Linked DNA regions of Mus musculus: region 2 is linked to region 1. A link is a loop called in an ENCODE intact Hi-C map of the cell type or tissue named here. Cell type or tissue: gastrocnemius. All regions are shown on one strand.

Evidence for each region. Peaks named below come from ENCODE experiments on the same cell type or tissue, not always from the same donor. Only the 100,000 strongest peaks of a DNase experiment are listed, where the experiment ranks them.
Region 2: it touches region 1 in a loop (3.0-fold over the local background); 6 of 42 quality-filtered maps call a loop at or near these places.

Annotation. Positions count from the first base shown.
Region 1 is chr17:33,212,827-33,216,826 of GRCm38, forward strand. It overlaps Olfr1564 (olfactory receptor 1564), which reads right to left and starts at 3,525. Exons shown (of 1, transcript NM_001199062.1): 1 at 2,435-3,525. The coding sequence starts at 3,525. The coding sequence ends at 2,569. In gastrocnemius, no CTCF peak of the experiment used is centred here; no DNase peak of the experiment used is centred here.
Region 2 is chr17:33,302,961-33,306,960 of GRCm38, forward strand. Zfp955b (zinc finger protein 955B) reads left to right here. Exons shown (of 4, transcript NM_001142957.1): 4 at 1-1,729. The coding sequence ends at 236. It also overlaps the pseudogene Zfp422-ps. Among named protein-coding and RNA genes, the nearest start is that of Zfp955b, 15 kb to the left of the region's middle. In gastrocnemius, no CTCF peak of the experiment used is centred here; no DNase peak of the experiment used is centred here.

The DNA of each region.
Region 1 (4,000 bases):
GAAACATTGCTGGTTCTAGATAATGAAAACTTTCCCTATATTTACTCATAATGCTCTTTTCTATATTAATACATCTACTACCTTCCCCTTAAAACATGATAGCCAGCTCGTTTACATTTACAATGTACCCCCTCCCAAGTCTTACACTTGAATGCTTCTTTCCAAACCATATCAGGAGTATGTCCCTTCATTTTTCACTCATTTGGTTGATGCATTCCAGATTTTTTGTCTCTTGTTCTCCATGAACCTTCCCTTCCCAGTCTAAGAAAAGCCAGGCTCCCGACTCATCACCCATGGCAAAGATGCTTCTAAGTCTCAACACCAACGCAAAGAATTAAGTTCCACTCTAACTTTGCAGCTTTATGAGTAAAACTTTTGCTAACTGACTCTTTATAGTTCAGTTTGTTCATCTTTAAAATTGGACTAATTACCGCACCTTCTCTATGAAGTAAAATAACTCATATGTTTTTTACTCTTCAGGAAAATGTATGGACATTCCAATAAGGCTGGGACTATAGCCCAGTAGTAGAATGCCTGCCTGGCAAATGCTACCATGCAAGATGTAATTAAAATGAAGGTGCCAGCACAATGTCTCAATGGGTGTAGGTGCTGCCCATGGAAAGCAGGGAGAGTAGTGAGTTTGAACCCAGTAAAATGGAAGAGAGAACTGACTCCACAAAGTTGTCCTCTGACCTCCACTTCACGGTTCACCTACATACATACACACAATAAATAACGTAAAATTTAAGATTTTTGAATACAATAAAATTCATGAAAATATACCAGAGTAACTATAATCAGAAATCAGGAAATAATGAATAATTGTCAGGGACATAGAGAATTCAGAAGCCTCATACCCAGATGGCAGAAATATAAAATGAGGTAGTTACTTTGGAAAACACTATGGCAGTTCCTCAAAAATATTAAACATAAATTTACTTTATCACCTGTAAATTCCATGTCAACACAAACACACGCCCACACACGCACACACACACACACGCACACACACACACACACACACACACACAAGCTATGAAGACATACATTCCCACAAAAACTGTGCATGAACATTTATAGCAGCATAATTCATACTAGCCCAAAGGTGAAGACAATGCAAATGTCCATCAATTGGTGGGGTGAATGTATACCACCAATCAGTGGAGTAACAGCATGTATCTATGAAAAGCAATAAAGCACTAATCTACATTACAGTGTGAGAGAATCCTGAAGACATGATGCTGTGTAGGAAGAGCCACCATAAAAGAATACATAGTATATGATTTTATCAACTTAAAAACACCTCGAAGAAACAGATCCATAGATACAGTATATTAGTGGTCATGAGAGAATGAGTGAAAAAGAGCAATGGTTGAACGTTAAAAGTTTCTTCCTGGTTGGAGAAGTGGTTCAATCAGAAAAGTGATTGTCTCACAAGGTTGAACATCTGAGTTTGACCCCCAATATTCACCATAAGTGGTGGTATACACTTGTAATTCCAACCCTAGTGAGGCAGAAACAGGATGATTCCTGGGACTTGCAGGTCAGCAAGCCGACCCTACTTGGTGAATCCCAGATTTTGTGAGAGACTCTGTCTCATAAATAAAAGGTAGACAGTTATGCCAAGTAGTGGTGGGACACGCCTTTAATCCCAGCACTCAGGAGGCAGGGGCAGGCAGATCTCTGAGGTTGAAGCCAGCCTGTCTAAAGAATGAGTTAGAAAAGCCAATGCTACACAGACAAACCTTGTTTTGAAAAAACCAAAATACGAAGAAAAAAGAGGAAGTGGGTGAGGAGAGGAGTAGGGAGAGGAGAAAGGGGAAAGGGAAAGGGAAAGGGAAAGGGAAAGAAGGGAAAGGGAAAGGGAAAGAAGGGAAGGGGAAAGGGAAAGGGAAAGGGAAAGAAGGGAAAGGGAAAGGGAAAGGGAAAGAGGAGAAGGAGAAGGAGAAGGAGAAGGAGAAGGAGAAGGAGAAGGAGAAGGAGAAGGAGAAGGAGAAGGAGAAGGAGAAGGAGAAGGAGAAGGAGAAGGAGAAGGAGAAGGAGAAGGAGAAGGAGAAGGAGAAGGAGAAGGAAAAGGTATGTAGTGTTCCTGATGAGTTTATACATACATACACACCAGCACATACACAAATACACAAAAGATCTCTCTTCCTCTCCCTGCTCTTTGAGACAGAGCCTCATTATGTAGCCCAGGTATGCCTTTACCTCACAGTATAATTGAGGTTGGTCTTGTTCTTGTTATCGTGTTTCAGTCTACCAAGTACTAAGATTATATTTGTACAACACTGGGCTAGGATTCACAGGAAGGGGTTAGATGAGATTTTAAAAATAACGTTCTAAAGTGGCAGATACTGATTGTATGAATGGTAAAATGGTAAATTATATGGTATGTTAAGTTTGGGAGTGTGACAAAAGGGGAAGGAGGAAGATGGGAGGGGAAAGGAACAAAAAGAAAAGGAGAGGAGAGGAGAAGAGAATGTATAGAAAAAGAGAAGCAGAATGGAAGGACAAAGGGAGAAGAGTAAAAGAATTTTTCCCTACTACACTCCCACTGGTAAGCCATTGTCTTTAGGAGTTCTGTGGAAATAATTTGTTGAGGAAAGCTTTCTTCATAGTTATTTTCAGCTCCTTGTTCCTGAGACTGAAGATGATGGGACTAAGGAAGGGGGTGAGGACTGTATAGGTGATGCCCATCAGAGTATCTCCTCCCAGAGACTTGGGGCCCTTAGGCTTGAGGTAAATGACAGAAGCAAAGCCATAATGTACAACCACCACTGTGAGGTGGGATGCACATGTGGAGAAAGCCTTGTGCCGACCCTCAGCTGATGGTATCTTCAAGATGGTAACTACAATGAAGGTATATGAGAGGAGGATGAGGAGAAAGCAGCCCAGGAGGGCTGTGATGCACACTATTCCTACACCCTTTGCCACCTCCAATACATTCTCTCCACATGCCAACTTCAATAGAGGTGGAACATGGCAGAAGAAATGGTGGATCTCATTGGGTCCACAGAATGTGAGGTTGAAAATGGCTGTTGTCACCACTGTCCCCATGAATGATCCACCAACCCAGGACCAGGCTACCAGGCAGGCACAGCCACGGGGGCTCATGAGCACATTGTATCTCAGTGGGTGACAGATGGCCACGTAGCGGTCATAGCCCATGACGGTGAGTAGAAAGGAATGGGTGAAGCCAAATGTGAAGGAGAAGAACATCTGGCTGGCACAGGCCAGAAAGGCGATGGAGTGAAGTGTGGAGAGCAGGTCAGCCAACATGCGTGGGATGATGGCAAAGGTGTAGAAAATCTCAGAGATGGAGAGGGCACACAGGAAGAGGTACATGGGTGTGTGGAGACTGTGTTCACTCCAGATGGTGGTCATGATGAGCAGGTTGCCTAGCAGTGTGAAGAGGTACATGAGCAGGAACAGCAGGAAGAACATCAGCTGAAGATGAGGGAAGGTAGAGAAGCCAATGAGGATGAACTCTGACACAAAGGTGTAATTTAGCCCCAACATGACAGCCATATCTGAAAAGGATGAAGGAATATCACTAATTAGGATCACGGTATGCTAGTGTGTGTGTGTATGTGTGTGTGTGTGTGTGTGTGTGTGTGTGTGTGTGTGTGTGTTGTTCTTAGAAGGATATCTGAGAGGCTTCTTTAACTTTCTCAGGTCTCACCACCATGCACCATCTTTGGCTACTCTAGTGCATTATGTAAAATGAGTTGATATTTGCATAGTCTATGCAGATTCTTTCCAGACTTTGAATTATGTCTAGGTGACTTAAAATATCTAATACAACATATACACATCATACAAATAGCTGTTATTTAAAGAAGAATAATAAGGCTCTAGGGATATAAGTCAGTTATTAGATTGTTTGCCATGCAAGCATATGGATCTAAGTTCACTTCTACAACCCATATTTAAAAAGGATCACGGTATGCTAGTGTGTGTGTGTGTGTGTGTGTGTGTGTGTGTGTGTGTGTGTGTGTGTGTT
Region 2 (4,000 bases), 90 kb after region 1:
GCAGTGCGGGCAACCGTTACAACCATGAACAAATTCATAATGCAGAAAAAACCTACATTTGCAAGCAGTGTGGGAAAGGGTTTACACTTTCCTCTTACCTTCGAAAGCATAAAAGAATTCACACTGGAGAGAAGCCCTATACATGTAAATATTGTGGGAAAGCCTTCACCCATTCGGGTGCTCATCACAAGCATGAAAAAATTCACACTAGAGAGAAACCATATGTGTGTGTATAGAGTGTGGGCAGGCATTCACCTTTTCCAAATCCCTTCAAATACATGAAAGAACTCATAGTGCTAGAGAGAAATTCTACAAATGTAAGCAGTGTGGGAAAGTGTTTGCATGCTTCTTACACTTTCAAAGGCATGAAAAATCTCGGTCATGGAAAGAAACCCATTGGGTAGAACTTGTACCTATGTAAGCTATGTGTAACTAGTCAACTTGGTTTTGAGACTATTTGTTTATCATTTGTCTCATTTGCATGAGGTTTGGGGCAAGAATACACTCATGCCTCAGTGGACATGTGGGGAGCAGCAGACAGCTTTCTGGATTCAGTTCTCATATTTTCGTTATGTGAGTCCCAGTGATGGAGCTCAGATCCTCAGTCTCAGCCACACGACCCTTCTAAGCCATCCCATCAGCATTTAACTTGCTTTTTTTAATGAATGAGATTTCTTTTTTTTTTAACGCGAAAATATCTCAATCTTTATTTTTAAGGATAATTGTCATTAATACAGGAAGAACTGATATTATAAAAATCAGAAAACATTAGCATTCAATAAACAAAAATTAACTGAAGGCTGATCAGGAACATATGCTTGGCATTGGAAGAAGGATGTATGCTAATCTTCTTAAACAATTGCTAGAAAGTAAAAAAAAAAAAAGTTCTAACAGGGCTACAGTGTGCTGGGCAGTAACTTGTAGATAAACATGTTTTAGACAATGGGTGGTATTCAAAGCTCAGTCTATGACATGGTAGTTCTTCAGCCGGAAGTAAGTCGAGGTTTCCTGGTAACAGAGTTTATTCATGCAGACGCTGTGAGGCCACTGGCATGATTCAACACAAACCATTCCCATTTCAAGAAAGCAAGTGACAGAGCAGTGACAGCATCAGCCTCTCAAGGAGTGCGGTCAGGAGCAGGAGGTCTGCAGTTTCTCACTTTGGATTCCTTTACATCTCTAAGAATATGGTAAGAAACAAAAAAGTACAAAAACAAAAAAGCCACATGGAGACCTTCTCACCCTTTACTAACATAGCAGAAGGAAAGAAACAAACAAAAGCGGGTTGTCGCTAAAGCCTTCAACACTACAATAGACTGTGAGTCGAAAAAGAAAAGCCACAGTCCTGTTGCTTGGAGAATGGATCGAACTAGAGAACATTACAGTAGGCACAGGAAAGTGGATGCGGAAAAATAACCAAGGACACTGTCTGTCATTCACAGCCGCTAGGGGCAACATTTTAAATGGAGGGGGAACTCTCTGGGATAAAAGGAGAACCAGGAGGAGGCGGGCGAGGGTAAGGGTGGGTGTGATCAGAGCACATCATACAGGTACCTCATACACATTGGAGAAAAGGAAGCTCATTACCTCATACAATATACACTAATAAAAACCAAAATCTATGAATGTGAATGCATTTTACTATGTCAAATACTGAGTCAATGCTGATACTAATGGTTAATAAACTACAAAACATTAAAAACATAAAATATAGTCGATCCTAGAATCTGAAAACTCATTCCTTCTTTCTTTAATGATTTCGTATACAGAAATTCCTAAAAATAAGAGTAACCATTGGCACGCCAGTGGATCATGAAAACATGATGCTTTTTATCAAAATGGAGGGAAGCGATTTCAACTGAGGCTAAGAATATTAAATTCTTACCAAACTATTGTTTCAGTTCTTTCTGCTCCATGTCACATAAATTTATTTATTTTTAAAGGAAATGAGGGCAGCTAGACTCAGAGTTTCAGCGCACTGTCATGAAACTCCTGAAGTCTCCATGCTAGGGAGGAGCGGTGTCTAAGTGCTCTACTGTAAAGCATCCACTCTTCGGAGCGGCTTTCTCCTCTACCTTTCACTTCTTTTTTAAAAGGCCGGAAGTGGCTCCCTTTACCTGGCGGATCCCAGCCACCGCCTTCCTCCCTTTGCCCCTTTTCCAGGACACCAGGTGAGTTTTCACTCTGGCATCTTTGCCCCTCTTACATGGCTTCTTTTCTTTGTGCACCTTCATGTGCTGCCTCAGATGGGAGCTCTGGCTGAAGCACTTGTCACACGCCTCACACTGGTAGGGCTTCTCTCCGGTGTGGGTTCCCTGGTGCTGGATGAGGTGGGAACTCTGGCTAAAGCACCGGCCACACATCACAGCAGTAGGGCTTCTCGCCGGTGTGGATCCTCTGGTGCTGGATGAAATTGGAGCTCTGCTTGAATCTCTCTCCACACTCGTCACACTTATAGGGCTTTTCCCCCGTGTGGATCCGCCGGTGCTGGATGAGGTTAGAACTCTGAAAGAAACTTTTCCCATAATCGGCACATTTATGGGATTTCTTCCCAGTATGGATCTTCTTGTGCTGAAAGAGCGTGGAGCTCTGACTGAAACTCTTGGAGCATTTAGCACACTTGTAAGGCTTCTCGTCCACGTTCCTTCTCCGTCTACTCAAGCCCGAGTCGAAGAATGGCCACCCCCCATTTCTGTCGCTGGTGAGCTGTCTTGCGCTTGCTCTCGTAGGCTTTTCCTTGGCTGGCGCTTCAAGAAATACCCCCTTTGGGCTTTCCTAACCTCATGGTGAGTAGGCAAATGTGTCGGCAAGAGATCCTACTGTCTTCTGAACTAAGGTCTCATATCCTAGAGTGACGCAACTCGGAATTCCCTTCACGCAGGCCGCCACGGTGCCCGGCTCGCCATGAATGAGATTTCTTAAATAGGTTTTATATTTTGTAGTTTTCTGTGTATACTTTCTCCAAAAAACCTCATGGATAGATGAGGCTTGAAAGATGGCTCAGGAGTGGTTTACTTTCTGTGCTTGCAGAGGACCTGGGTTCAAGTCACATCATCCATGTGGTGACTCCCAGCCATCAGTAACTCCAGTTCCTGGTGATCTGACACCCTCTGCTGGGCTCTGAACATCGCATACACATACGTATAGGCAAAATACATGAGATAATAAGCCTTTAAAAGAATGGAGATAGACTGGGCATAATATAAAACTTATCAGTACAATTTCCCCCACGTGTACAAGTGTACATAGATGCACACTTGCTCTTGCATCAGGCATCAGCGTGTATCCCTTTTATTCCAACACTGTGGGGACCGAGGCTAGAAAATTACAACACTGACTATAGTGTGAGATTTAGGAGAAGGCTATTTCCATCCAAATTCAGTGGTCACTGAAAACATGAGAGATCCAAGTGTGCTGGCACACACCTTTAGTTCCACCACTTGGAGGAAGAAAGAGTTAGGCAGGGCAGAGCTCCAGGGATACTTAGACCCTGTTCCAAAAAAAGGGGGGTTAACATAACTACTTCAAGGCCATCTTGAGCCACATGAAACTCAGAAAAGAAAAGGACTGTTGTGAAGAGATAAATTTTCTTATATAATTGAATTTTGCAAAAGTGAGTGCAAATGCCATAAGCAAAATAACATATGTAAATGAAATATTGATGACATGACCTGAAAGAATTCATTAAACGTTACGCATGTTTATAATATTTGCCTATTCTTACTCAAGACTTCTTGACTGTATATTACTTCTTTTTTCATTGAAAGCATAACTTAGTGAATAATTTAAGTATGACTGCAAATGACTGTCATCCCTGCTGTATAAAACTGAGATGAGAGAATAAACTTGAGCTCATATTTGAAGACCATGAAGAAACTACCTTAAAGAGAAAAAAGATGAACTCTTTGAATTGTGGTAATTGAACTTATGCCAAATCAGTTGTGTTTCAGTCAGGAAACTGTTATTTTTTTATGGGTGGTGTTAAGTCTACTATAGAGCT